Linked DNA regions of Homo sapiens: regions 1 and 2 are each linked to region 3. A link is a contact called in ENCODE Hi-C or POLR2A ChIA-PET data. All regions are on one chromosome and are shown on one strand. Each heading gives the region's core, a stretch centred on a gene start or an enhancer-like site at or near the end of the contact. The rest is flanking DNA. Distances are from core to core; before and after follow the strand shown. Region 1 overlaps LOC100507006 (a long non-coding RNA gene). Region 2 has its middle 56 kb from the start of LINC00309. Region 3 holds the start of LINC00309 (long intergenic non-protein coding RNA 309).

The links. A loop is a pair of places that touch in the nucleus more often than their neighbours do. ChIA-PET counts read pairs that join two places held with the same protein, here RNA polymerase II (POLR2A). Pooled maps may share reads with other maps.
Region 1: a map of left lung shows a loop between it and region 3 (7-fold over the local background). The contact joins the enhancer-like site here to the promoter of LINC00309 in region 3. A Hi-C loop is called at or near these places in 1 of 168 maps with a recorded cell type or tissue (left lung) and 1 of 50 pooled maps. POLR2A ChIA-PET finds 5 or more read pairs at or near these places in 9 of 52 experiments (H1, MCF 10A, OCI-LY7 and 5 more).
Region 2: a map of IMR-90 shows a loop between it and region 3 (2.0-fold over the local background). The contact joins the enhancer-like site here to the promoter of LINC00309 in region 3. A Hi-C loop is called at or near these places in 10 of 168 maps with a recorded cell type or tissue (B cell, CD14-positive monocyte, CD8-positive, alpha-beta T cell and 7 more), 15 of 37 single-sample maps with no recorded cell type and 15 of 50 pooled maps. POLR2A ChIA-PET finds 5 or more read pairs at or near these places in 9 of 52 experiments (B cell, GM12878, H1 and 6 more).

The regions. Positions count from the first base shown.
Region 1 is chr2:64,240,608-64,244,955 of GRCh38, reverse strand. All of the region lies in intron 2 of LOC100507006 (a long non-coding RNA gene), which reads right to left. Among named protein-coding and RNA genes, the nearest start is that of LINC00309, 37 kb to the right of the region's middle. Within about 2 kb of position 1,620, at least 2 of the 41 ENCODE cell types and tissues checked have a DNase peak (open chromatin) inside an H3K27ac peak, as active enhancers do.
Region 2 is chr2:64,259,003-64,263,290 of GRCh38, reverse strand. No RefSeq gene overlaps it. Among named protein-coding and RNA genes, the nearest start is that of LINC00309, 56 kb to the right of the region's middle. RefSeq lists an enhancer at 2,418-2,597. Within about 2 kb of position 2,315, at least 18 of the 41 ENCODE cell types and tissues checked have a DNase peak (open chromatin) inside an H3K27ac peak, as active enhancers do; they include B cell, CD14-positive monocyte, GM12878 and 1 more, where a contact is called at or near this core.
Region 3 is chr2:64,203,099-64,207,164 of GRCh38, reverse strand. It overlaps LINC00309 (long intergenic non-protein coding RNA 309), which reads left to right and starts at 1,680. Exons shown (of 6, transcript NR_033837.1): 1 at 1,680-3,875. RefSeq lists an enhancer at 2,586-2,915.

The sequences.
Region 1 (4,348 bases), core at 371-2,870, 38 kb before region 3:
CAGAGCAGCATATACAGTCTCAGACAGCAGAGCAGGAGTGGCTCCATTCACAACTGCAAGAAATCTTCCAAGTAAGCGTCCAAAAAGAATGTGCAAGACATACTGCCCTTAGGCCCAGGCAAGAGGGGACCATGCTTTGGAGGACTCCACATGTCACAAACACAAAAAAGACATAATGTTAAAGAACACATGGACAGCTTTGTCCCTCAGCTCTTGCAACTGAGACCCTGACCCTAAACATCAGATCTCCTGACCTTCTCTGTTCAGGCTTCAGGGAAATGTTCCCCACATCTCTTGCCTCACATCCAAATGCCATCAGAGATGTGGATCTTGCTGCTGTGGACTTCAGAGATGGACACTGCTGCAGAGGTTTTATGGGTTTGAGTGGCTAAAACACAAGAGAAGACAACTTGCCCAACCTTTCCTCAGGTACCATGAATGGAATAGACTATTGCATTAAAGATTGCTTTGCAGTAGTGTTCAGAGGCAATTTTCTTGCTTTTTCTAAATATTCCAATTCATGGTTCAAAGAATAGCACATATTTTATAATTTGTTAGCTTGATTCAAAACATTTGAATAACTGTTGATACTTTTCTCTCAAACCCCACAAATGTTAGGGTGGGCCTGCCTGTGAGTCACCCAGGAACCTGTCACAGGACATGGGAAAGAACAGGGTGTGACTGAGATTCTGTTTCCTGGGGATTCATTACCTTTGCATCTATTATCCAATGCTTCTGTGTCCTCTCCCACAGGGTGTGTCTCAAAAAGGCCAGGATTACCAAACAGTGAAACCAAAATTCTCATATTTGGCAAACATTCTCTAATATTGATGTGGATGCCACCAATTAGGCTCATTCAACAGATCAACTCGGAAAGCACATTTGATAGCTGACTTGTTTGAGTAAAGGGAAGATTTTCTCTACCCCTTCTCCCACCCTAATCAATATACACTTCCCTATACCAGGTCTTTTCTATAGAGCTTCTGTGTCCTCCCTTCTGGGGAATGATGGAGAGGGAATCTCCATGTTTTCTCCCTAACTACTTGCTGTTGCTCCTCAAGGGAGGAAGGGCTGAACCAGTTGGCCAGAGCTTAACACTGACTAAGCCCCACTCTTATCTATGGTGGATTACATGTCTCATAATAGGAGGAACAGGCTCCAGCCTATCTAGTTCAAATTCTTCTTGTCCACCCCTGTGCTTCATTTATCCATATAGGAGCAAAACCAGCAAGGTCCTCTCACAAGGGGAGGCCAACCATTCTCTTCCCTGCCCTGTTCAGCCTTGACCTGGGGAGTGAGATGGACTTTGCCTCCACGCAGGTGGCTGGGTTAGTTGGAATCTGTGCTGCAGGCTTAGGCATGTGCCCAAAGACACACTGGACTTTGTGAGTCCTAAAGCAGAGATTTAGGGTCAAAGATGGGAGATCATAGGTCCAAGTCATACTCCCCAGCACAATTTGCCAGAATCCCTGTTTTTTGAAGGTACATTAGACAAAGTGGGCTAAGTAGCTGTGATGGAAGACCCACTAACTCAGAGAATGCAGAAGGTTGCCTCTGTCATATTTTGGTCTTAGATGACTCGCTCAGGGTTGGCAGACAGCTCTGAGCCACATAGTCCTTTGAGAGCTGGTACAGACAGTGTCTCTTGCTATCTTCAACATGCATCTCCCAGGGCTGCTCTATTCCAGCTATCCAGAAAGGGAAAGAGGACAGTCCAGGGCCAGAGATGACTCTTAAGTAAATAGGATGAAAGTTGCCCAAATCAATTCCTCCCAAACTCCAAAGGAGCCTGGGAAATAGAAGCACTGATTCTGGCAGACAGCTAGCATTCTCCACCACAGAGGAGTTACTGAGCCTTTGCAGGATTTAAGTTTAGTCCTTATTCTACAAGAACACATTAAGTGCTTATTTGTTTGTTTGTTTGTTCATGGTCTGGGTAGTTGACTGGCAATAGTTACAAAAACTTCTCAGCCAAAATCACCTGTTACATACAAATTGGTGCAGAACTCACAATCATTAGCTTGCTTCAATTATTTAAGCAGATTCAAAAATTCATTTTGGGATAAAAATAAAGTTATTTTAATAGGACTCATGAAGCCTATCTTGGGGTAGAAGAGGGATGACCCACCACCTGTAAGTTTCCTAAATTAATACATCTTTGTCAGTTTTATTGCCCTTCCTAAAGCTTATCAGTGCCCCTTGAATCAACACTAAGTTTATGACCCCTCCCTGATTAAGCTGTGATACCTTTTAGTTAAGAGACACAGCCTGAAGGATATATTAGTTTCATTCATTTAGGTTCTCCAAACAATAATCCTAACTTTCTATATTTCTAACTTCTCAGCTAAGATAATTGAAAAGCAATATACCTAGGGCATATTGTCTTAGTTCTCCCAACCCCCTCTGCCAAAATAATGGGTGAGTTTTTTTTTTAAGTTAGGTACTTGACATTTGGAAGATTAATTTTTTAAAAATCTATTTAACATCATTTGTTTTCAAAGCTTATCCACTACGATCAAGTAGGCTTTATCCTTGGGAGGCAAGGTTGGTTCAACATATGCAAATCAACAAATGTGATTCATCACACAAACAGAACTAAAGACAAAAACCACACGATTATCTCAATAGATGCAGAAAGGTTTTTAATAAAACATCCCTTCATATTAAAAACTCTCAATAAACTAGGTATTGAAGGAACATATCTCAAAATAATAAGAGCCATATATAACAAACACACAGCCAACATCACATTCAATGGGCAAAAGGCAGAAGCATTCCCCTTGAAAACTGGCACAAGACAAGAATGCCCTCTATCACCACTCCTATTCAACATAGTATTGGAAGTTCTGGCCAGAGCAATCAAGCAAAAGAAATAAATAAAAAGGCATTCAAATATGAAGACAGGAAGTCAAACTATCCCTGTTTGCAGATGACATGATCCTAGATCTAGAAAACCCCATCGTCTCAGCCCAAAAGCTTCTTAAGCTCATAAGCAACTTCAGCAAAGTCTCAGGATACAAAATCGATGTGCAAAAACTGCTAGCATTCCCATATACCAACAACAGTCAAGCCAAGAGCCAAATCACAAACAAACTTTCATTCATGATTGCCATAAAAGGAATAAAATACCTAGGAATACAGCTAACAAGGGAATTGAAAGATCTCCACAAGGAGAATTACAAACCACTGCTCAAAGAAATTACAGATGACACAAATAAATGGAAAAACCTTCCATACTCATGGATAGGAAGAATCAATATCATTAAAAGGGCCATACTGCCCAAAGCAATTTATAGATTCAATGCTATTTCTTTTAAACTACCATTGACATTCTTCACAGAACCATTTTTAAAGACTGTTCTAAACTGTAGAAAAAACTGTTTTAAAATTCATATGGAACAAAAAAAGAGCCTGAATAGCCAAGGTAATTCTAAGCAAAAAGAACAAAGCTAGAAGCATCACACTACCCACTTCAAACTACTACAGGGCTACAGTAACCAAAACAGCATGGTACTGGTAGAAGAACAGACACATAGACCAACAGAATGGAATACAGAACCCAGAAATATGACCACACAACTACAACTATCTGATTTTCAATAAACTTGACTCAAAAAAAACCAATAAGGAAAGGATTCTCCATTCAATAAATGCTGCTGGGATAACAGGCTAGCCATATGCAGAAAATTGAAACTGGACCCCTTCCTTACATCATATACAAAAATTAACTCAAGATAGATTAAAGACTTAAATATAAAACCTAAAACTATAAGAACACTGGAAGACAACCTAGGCAATACCATTCAGGACACAGGCATGAGCAAAGATTTCATGATGAAGGTGCCAAAAGCAATTTCAACAAAAGCAAACATTGACAAATGGGATCTAATTAAACTACAGAGCTTCTGCACAGCAAAAGAAACTATCAACAGAGTAAACAGACAACCTACAGAATGGGAGAACATTTTTGCAAACTATGCATCTGTCAAAGGTCTAATATCCAGCATCTATAAGGAACTTAAACAAATTTACAAGAAAAAAAAACCTCATTAAAAAGTGGGCAAAGGACATGAACAGACACTTCTCAAAAAAAAGACATACATGCAGCCAACAAGCATATTTAAAAAAGCTCAACATCACTAATCATTAGAGAAATGCAAATCAAAACCACAATGAGATATCACCTCACACCAGTTAGAATTACTATCATTAAAAAGTCAAAAAATAACAGATACTGGTGAGGTTGTGGAGAAAAACGAACACACTGTTGGTGGGACTGTAAATTAGTTCAACCACTGTGGAAGACAGTGTGGCAATTCCTCAAAGACCTAAGGACAGAAATACCATT
Region 2 (4,288 bases), core at 1,066-3,565, 55 kb before region 3:
AAACTGCTCTTGGAGATGGAGTCAGAGCAAAAACTCAGGTCTTCTGAGTTGTCTCTGGGTAGAGGGTTTATTCCCTAAGTCCATGCTGGAGGGAGTCTCAGGTCTCATCAAGAGCAGAGTAGGTCAGCACAGTCATTCACCCAATTCTTGAAGGCCACGGTTTTGTTTCTCTTTAGGTACAAGAGTGGTAAGCAGCAACCTAAAACAGGAACGGGCTCCATTCAGGTATGTGCATGAGCTACCTTGCTGGTACCAGGATGCACTGCACATTGCTCCTGGACCCTCCTGGGATGGTGGTCACATACCACTAGCACCTTAAGAGGCCTTTCTGCAAACTAGAAGGCAGACCAGTTCCGCAAAGATGCTCCTTCCCATAGCTGACCCAGTCCTGAGCCAGGTGCAGCTCAGCAAGCCAAGCAGGCTAGATCCAGCCCCTGCTCAAGCCCTTCATCCCAGACAAGCCACCATCTCCAGGCACAGCCAATACAAGCGTCAAGTGCCCACTCAGTTCAAAGACCTCTCCTCTCCAAGAAGGGATGTTTCTTAAAAGAAAGAAAAGCTTACTGAGAAGAACTGAATCCATACAATAAACACTACACAGTTTACCAAGAAGGTCACAGCCACCATCTAATCTCAGCATGGTTTGGGTGGTGATGACAGCCCTTCTGAGCTTGAGAACTGCGGCTGGTTGCAGTTCAGGCCATCTCCTTCCCGCCTGGTTCTCCCTCTTGGCTAAGCTCCTTTCTGTATCCCATTCAAGCCATTTTCCCCATTAATTTAGGTGCTACCATGTTTAACAGGAACATCCTTGAATCAGAGGGCACATATAGCTAGCAGAGGGGTGGAATTATTATTGGTGAGTGGGTGGGTAGCTGTCCCCTTCCGCATGTTTCTGTCACACTCTGACAGGGGATCCTGCTGGGATAGAGTGCCTCTTCCAGGCCCAGACCTTTCCAGGAGGGCATCTGACATCACAGCATGCTGGAGCTCTTCCTGCTCCTCCTCTAAATGTTCTCGGGAGCCCACATCATCACTTAGGTCAGGGGGCAAAGTCCAGCTGAGCTCATTAATCATATTAGAGTCACCTTTCCTGCTCAGGGATCAGGAGCAGCAAGAGCTCACAATCTTCTTTCGAGTAGTTTTTTCATAGATTTGAAGGAAGAATGGATCCAAGAGCAAAACAACAGCTTCAATTAAGCCTGGGAGACTAGAAAAGAAGGTCTACTGAGAGTGCAGCTGGGAAAAGCAGGAGAGTTAGCTGGGGTCCTAGCTGATCTCAGCCACACCTCTGTCATGTGTCACGACTGAGCAGCACTGAGAACAAGACCTCAAGGCAGGCAGGTAGAAATGGACCCTCAGACTAAACGTTCAATAGACACTAAATATATTCAATTTACAAAGCGCCCTGCTAACATTTATATGGTGTGCCATGTCTTTCCAGTCCCACTCTGATGGCTACCACCGTGGTCCACAGGAGAATTGTTGAGCAAGTGGAATTTGCCTTCAGTAACTTCCTAGCACCTCTTCTACACACTTCCCTTTAAACTCTATTTTCTCCCATATTCAGATTTAGGTTTTAATTATCTTGTTACTGGATGTGGGGTTTAGTTACCACTTTTGTGACAATATCATATGGTGGCTTTAGATCCCTAATTATTAACTTTTGATAAATAATGAGGTATCTAGAGAACGCTGAAATTTGACAGTATTTTCAGGAGTATATCCCACTCCAGGTTAGACTGTACCTTTGTAGTATTTACTCCCATCAATTCAGCCAAAATTATGTAGGTAAAATATAGCCAAGGTATGTTTATTGATGATATAAGAGTTATTAAAACAATTAATAACAGGTTTATGGTTTTTGAAATGATTATACATAAAACAGCCTTTGATCCTGTGTCAATTCTCTTCAAAATATATTAATAAATATTCTTAGCCAATAGACCTTTGCTCCAAGAGTAGGTTTACACTACCGAAAGCCACTGATGCCACAAAATTACCTAATTTTTACCATCAGCAAGGAAAGGGCTTTTAATTTCCCACAATAGAAATACTAAGAAAAAACTCATTCAATGAATGTTTTGGTTTGGGGACAATTTCACAGGGTGAAGATGGGAGGGCCTTGCCCCAGCATTGACCGTGTGGATTAACCTCCTGTAACTCATACAGTTCACAGACTCCTCTCCTGCACAGACACCCGCAGCACAGCCACTTGCATTTGAAACCCACCAGGTTCCAGGAAAGGCTTGTGACCGACAGGTCAGTGCGCTAAAGCTGTGAGCCAACAACAGGGACTTCCACTTCTGCTTTCCGAGATCAAGCTGTCTCGGGAAAATGCTGACGCGTCTCCACTTCTCTTCCTGTCTCTGTCTTCCTGTTGATCTGTGTGTGCTTTTATAGCTTTATCACTTAACACTTGTTCCACTTCATCCCAAAAGAATAAAGGAGATGAGTAACGAATTCAGACAACCTGCTAGTCCCAATTCAGTTGAACCCCTCTTAAGGCAGCCAAGAGTAAAAATCTCAGATTTTAAAAGATGATGGGCACATTATGAAGTGATTATTCACACTACAAAACAGTTTTTAGAACCCAGAATGATAAAGCTGAAAAGGGATCTTAGAAATCTTTCATTACACTCACCCTCTTTTATAGATGAGACTACTAAGCCCACAGAGGGAAAATGACTCGGCCAATGACCCTCTCATTCTTAACTCATTCTTTGCAGAAAGGGAAGTTTTGCAACCGGAACTCTAAATTTTTAGAGAGATTAAAGTATGATTATTGCCCAGGTGCAGGGGCTCACTCCTGTAATCCCAGCACTTCGGGAGGCCGAGGCAGGCAGATGGCTTAAGCTCAGGAGTTCAAGACCAGCCTGGGCAACATGGCAAAACCTTGTTTCTACATAAAATATAAAAATTATCCGGGCATGGTGGCACACACCTGTAGTCACAGCTACTTGGGAGGCTGAGGTGGGAGGCTCACTTGAGCCCCAGAGGCAGAGGTTGCAGTGCATCAAGATCATACCAGTACACTCCAGCCGGGGCAACAGAGCAAGACCCTGTCTAAAAAAAAAAAAGTATGATTTTATTTAAAACTATTTAAATTAGACACACATTCCTAGGAAAACACTATTACATGTACTGAGGGACAATGGCTTGTGAAATGGAGTATGAATGCATGTGGTACCACATTTATATATGTGGTTCCATACTCTAGAATAACGAAAAACATTCCACATTCACATTTGTTTTAGTATTTCCTATTAACAACTTGTGTTTGGAATAAATACATGTTATTAACAGAATCATCCAGATAGGCAATTAATGAATGTCCTGAGGGTATATAATGACACAAATATATTTGAAAGCCTTGAGAGGAGACAAATTACTAACAAGGTCAGGGCCACTTCATTTGCCCTTGATAGCCTTGTGTGAACACACCCTCAGCCACCTTCTGAACACTCTCCAGGTTCAACTTCTACAACCTGCCTCTGTGATTTATCAGGTAGCAGCTGTGTGAGCAACTAGCCGTGTGCACGTGGGCACACACACGCACCCATACACGATGCTCCTAGGAACAAAACCTGGCACAGAATCTTAACTGAATTCAATAGAAAAAAATGATTTTTTTTTTTTAACTTGGTGCAGGCATCCTTCTGAGGGCCACACTGTCACTCTGGGCTTTTGTCCTGGCTGGCTCCTGATTTTTCAATGCATGCTGAAAACACCACTCCTGCACACATACACCCGGAGGCAGCTTTGGCTTGCTGCCACCTGCCCTCACTGTATTAAGAAATGTGGATCCATTGCTATTATGGAGCCTGAAGCAGAGCCAAGAAGAAATCTCAAAGGACCCACTCCCTAGACATATGTGAATAGAATAAAAATGAGACACAAATGATAGCACGAAGCCTCCAGCACTCTATGGACAAAGTGAGGGGCTGTGTTGCAGGTCAGGAGAAGGTTCTTGTTCTTGGGAAAGAAATAAAATTAAAATATGGCTATCCTTTACATAAGAAGTTCCTTCAGACCTATCATCAACAGAGGGGGTCTTTTTCTGTTGTTTTCCTCCAAGTAGGAGTTGGAATTTCTTAAAGCAAAGATATACATTCAAGGCTGAGTTTAGAGGTGTCTCCATGACTGCATACCAAGGGTTCCCAGCCTGCTGATCAGATAATAGAGGAATCAATCTCATATGCTCATTTATACTAAAGTGTTAAAGATTTGATGTGTTACTTCTCCCAGAGGTAGTTACTTTACAAAGGCCCATGGATAGAAAACAATATTT
Region 3 (4,066 bases), core at 431-2,930:
CAAGACACAGCTGTGCTTTTCTCGAGGTTCTTGCACATTACATCTTTCAGCCTGGACCCCATGTGATACATGAGAGGCATACATCATAGTGGGCATGGGAAGCAGAACTTTTCTCTTACCTCCATGATGGACCCTGGTGCTTCCTTCCCCTGCTCTTCTGCAGGAGAATAGTGGGAAAGGCAGTGATGCTCTGCTTTGAAGGGAAAAGGGATTTTGATTATAATGTGTACCAGTGACTGGGCACAAACACTGAAAGACAGATTCTTGGCTGCTTAATTATGAAGTGTTGTAAAGTACTAGATTTGGGAAGACTTGTTTTTTTCTCAAGCACAATGGGATGAAAGCCTAAACCTGGCGTTGCTTGTTTAGCCCTCTCTAGTTGCAGAGCCACCACTAAGAAGATGCCTTGGAAACAGTGAAGATAAGAAAACCATGTCCCCTTTAGCACAAAAGAGGATCGGTGCCCCCTTTTCCAAATACCACTTTTGGTCAAGCCAGGGTCCTCTGGGTCGCGCCACGTTCCTTCCCTGGCCTGGGCATTGTGCTGATTAGAATCTTGCTCTCTTTCTACCACCTGATTATTTGAAATGATAACAGCCTGTATATTTGCAACTTCAAGGCTAGGATATAGTTTCCTAGTGATTAAAAAATAAATAAGATTTACTCCACTCACCCACCCCTGGCCATAATAAAGCTACAGCTATGAATCAGACCCACCAATATTTGAATCTCAACCCCTTGACTTACTAGTTAGGTAGTTTGGGCCATTTTTTGTTTGTTTGTTTGTTTGTTTGTTTTTTCAAGACGGAGTCTCACTCTGTCACCCAGGCTGGAGTGCAGTGGCGTGATCTCGGCTCACTGCAAGCTCCACCTCCCAGGTTCACGCCATTCTCCTGCCTCAGCCTCACGGGTAGCTGGGACTACAGGCGCCCGCCACCACGCCCGGCTAATTTTTTGTATTTTTAGTAGAGACGGGGTTTCACTGTGTTAGCCAGGAAGGTCTCGATCTCCTGACCTCGTGATCCGCCCGCCTCGGCCTCCCAAAGTGCTGGGATTATAGGCGTGAGCCACCGCGCCCGGCCGGTAGGTTTGGGCCATTTTAACCTTCCAGGGCCTTGGTCTTCTCACTGTTTTTGTTTTGTTTTGTTTTAAACGGAATCATTTTGCCTACCTTCATGGGTGAGGATCAAGTTAAGTCAATGCAGGTAAACTATTAGGCAACTAGTCAACTCTCAACATTTGGTGGTTATCAGAGTTCACTATGTGGATGAAGACAATACAGCTAGGAGCCCTCCTAGACAAACCCTGGAGAGGAAGAGCTGCTGCAAAGTGTGCAGGAAGCAGGGGGCACCAATGCAGATTTTGCACCCCCTTTCCTCAGGAACTCCCAGGAACAGCCAGGTCACTCCCCAAGCTGCTTCCAGCACCCCCTCGTGTATGCTGATCACTCCTCCAGTGGAAGTGAAAATATTTAATACTTGGAGAACTTTGCAAAGGTCAACTGTGGCTAATAATCCATCCCCCAAGAACCTCATACCACAAGAACACAGACACACGTGCACACATGCATGCACAGACACTCATCTGGCTTAAGAGCATCAAGAGTCAAGGAGGTAGAGCAATTCCAGAACATTATTTTCTCTAGATGTCAACTTCCACAGAGCAGGGCCAGAGAGATTCTGGGACCTGTCCCCAGGGGAATTATTTCTAATACCCTTGATAAAATGTACAAAGCTAGGGTAGGAAGTAGCAAGGTGACAGCAGTGGTTAGGTGGAAAGTTTCTCTAAGAGAAAGAACTAATGAATTCGTTCAATTGAAGCTTTTTAAATATATTTATTCCTGTCACCTTTCAAGTCAGCAGCTTTTTCCAGGTGACATGGCAAAAGGGCCTGGCAAGTGCACAGGGTTAAGCCAAGGACTATCAATACTGCTCCCTAAAATATTTTCACCTCTGGTTTTGGGGATCTGCTTCTTCTCGGGGTCTCTCCTGCTGCTTTCCTGGTAATAGCACCTAAGAGACCCATGAAACAAATCCCCAGTTCAATACAAATTTATAGCTGAGTAAATATGAGCATAGGCTTTAGGAATCCACAGAATTGGAGCTTTGCTTAATACCAGCCGGGAAAATGTGGTTGTCAGTTAACCTCTCAGAGCCTCTTCGAGGCTTGGTTCGCTCATCTATTAAATGAGTCTGAATAAGCCCTACTCCTCCAGGTTGTTGCTAGCATCAGACGAGAAATGTATGCAAAGCCCCAGTGCCATGGCTGACACACAGGAAACATTCAACAAGTGGTAGTGCATTTTCACTAAGTAAAAGGAGTAATGATTTCTTTAGTGGTTTCTTTTAACACAGGGGTTTCTATCCATCCCAAATAGAGGATAGATATTCTAATAAAACAATCATTTATGTGATTTGTGATTACACCGTACAACTCAAGTTCCTGTGGAATGTTTAGCGTAATCAATCCGAAGCTCTCAGCAAGCTCCCTGGGCCTGATTTTCAAATCCAATGTTACTGTAGCAAAGAACTAAAGGAGGGGAAGAAAAGCACCACTGTATTAAATACACCCTCCTCCCCTTTTTCCTAAAGGCTGTTTGTCCCCTTCTCTTGATAAATCTTCAGTTCCCAGAGAGCAGAGACTCTTGGGAAACAGGAAGTAGCAAAATGCCAGTGAGAAAATCCCCAGATGAAGAGCAGCAACAAGTCTCCGGGCAACAGTGTGGTCAAAAGGGGGAAATTCCCCCATCAGCGCTCAAAAACAGTCCCTCAGGAAAGCTTAGTGAAGGTTAATTTGGGAAATTCCCTCAGAGGCCATAGAACAGAAACGGAAAACTGCTGTTTAAGAGAAATCTGAACGGAGCAAGCCAGTTCGTGGCTGCCTGGGGTGCTCTCTGCGTGAACCGCGCTGCTGCTCCAGCCTGACTTCCCCCTTTTCATCCTGATCCTGAGGGCAACCCCGAAGGGGTCCAGTTGCCAGAGCCACTTGACACCCACCCTGCCCAGGCTCCCAACCCAGGAGAATTAATGCCGCAACACCCAGCCTCTTGAAACGAGCTGCTGCTAAAGCAGATTTGCCTCCCCGTTAGGACCTCCTGTGACCCACCCTCATTCCTGTCCCCATGGTAGACTAGCAAGCCACAGTCATCATACTGTGAGTGTCCCTCACAGTCACTTGCTATAACAAGTCCATCAGGTTTTACTGGGTTTTAATCTAAATGTGACCTTAGGATGACATTTCTTAGTGCTGCTAAGCTCCAAGAGGCAGGGAGGAATCCTCCCCACAAAGAAGAAGAAAAAAAAAATCACATAAACATTGTCCCATGAAAGGCTTAGAATGGAATATCCTCTGATCAGCTGAAGCAGAGAAAGCATATAAACACTGCTGGAAAGGGGGCTGGGTCAGGGGCAAGTACTGGCTCTACAGAGCCCTGATCTCCAGATGCAAGCGAGGCCCAGTTCCCTGCTGCAACCAGCTCTCCGTGAATCATTTCCATTCCCATAAAACTTCTATTTGCTGTTTTGTTTTGTTTTTTTATGTGTGACTTAAAATGACCATTTCAAGAAGATGACAAAAAGGAGATTTCAGTAGAAGAGAGAGGAAAGTAGACTCCATCATGACAGCCTAAATTTGTTTTACTGTACACTTACGCAAAATAGGTATCAAATTTTGGAAAAGAGATTTTAAAGGAGAAAGTACTCTGGGTTTAAAATTCTATTAAAAAATATGCTCTACTAGAGCGTGTGTGCCTTTTTTATGTAATCAGGACCCACTGCTGTATGAGTCACAATTATAGATTCTACTTTCAAATATTTTTTGACTCCTAGAAAACAGCCCTGACAAAAACCACTTTTCTGATGTCTTCAAACAAACAGGTTCTTATTCACTTTCATTCCTGTGGTTTTGTTAAGATTCTTTTCTCCAAAAATTGTAAAGATTCTCAGCCACCTAGTTTTTCCTATGCTTGAAAAAAAGCAATAAACCTCCTTTTTAGGTTTGCATGTTTCCTAGCAATTAGAATAGTCCTTAAATTCATTTTGTATACACAAATAGTAATTACAATCGT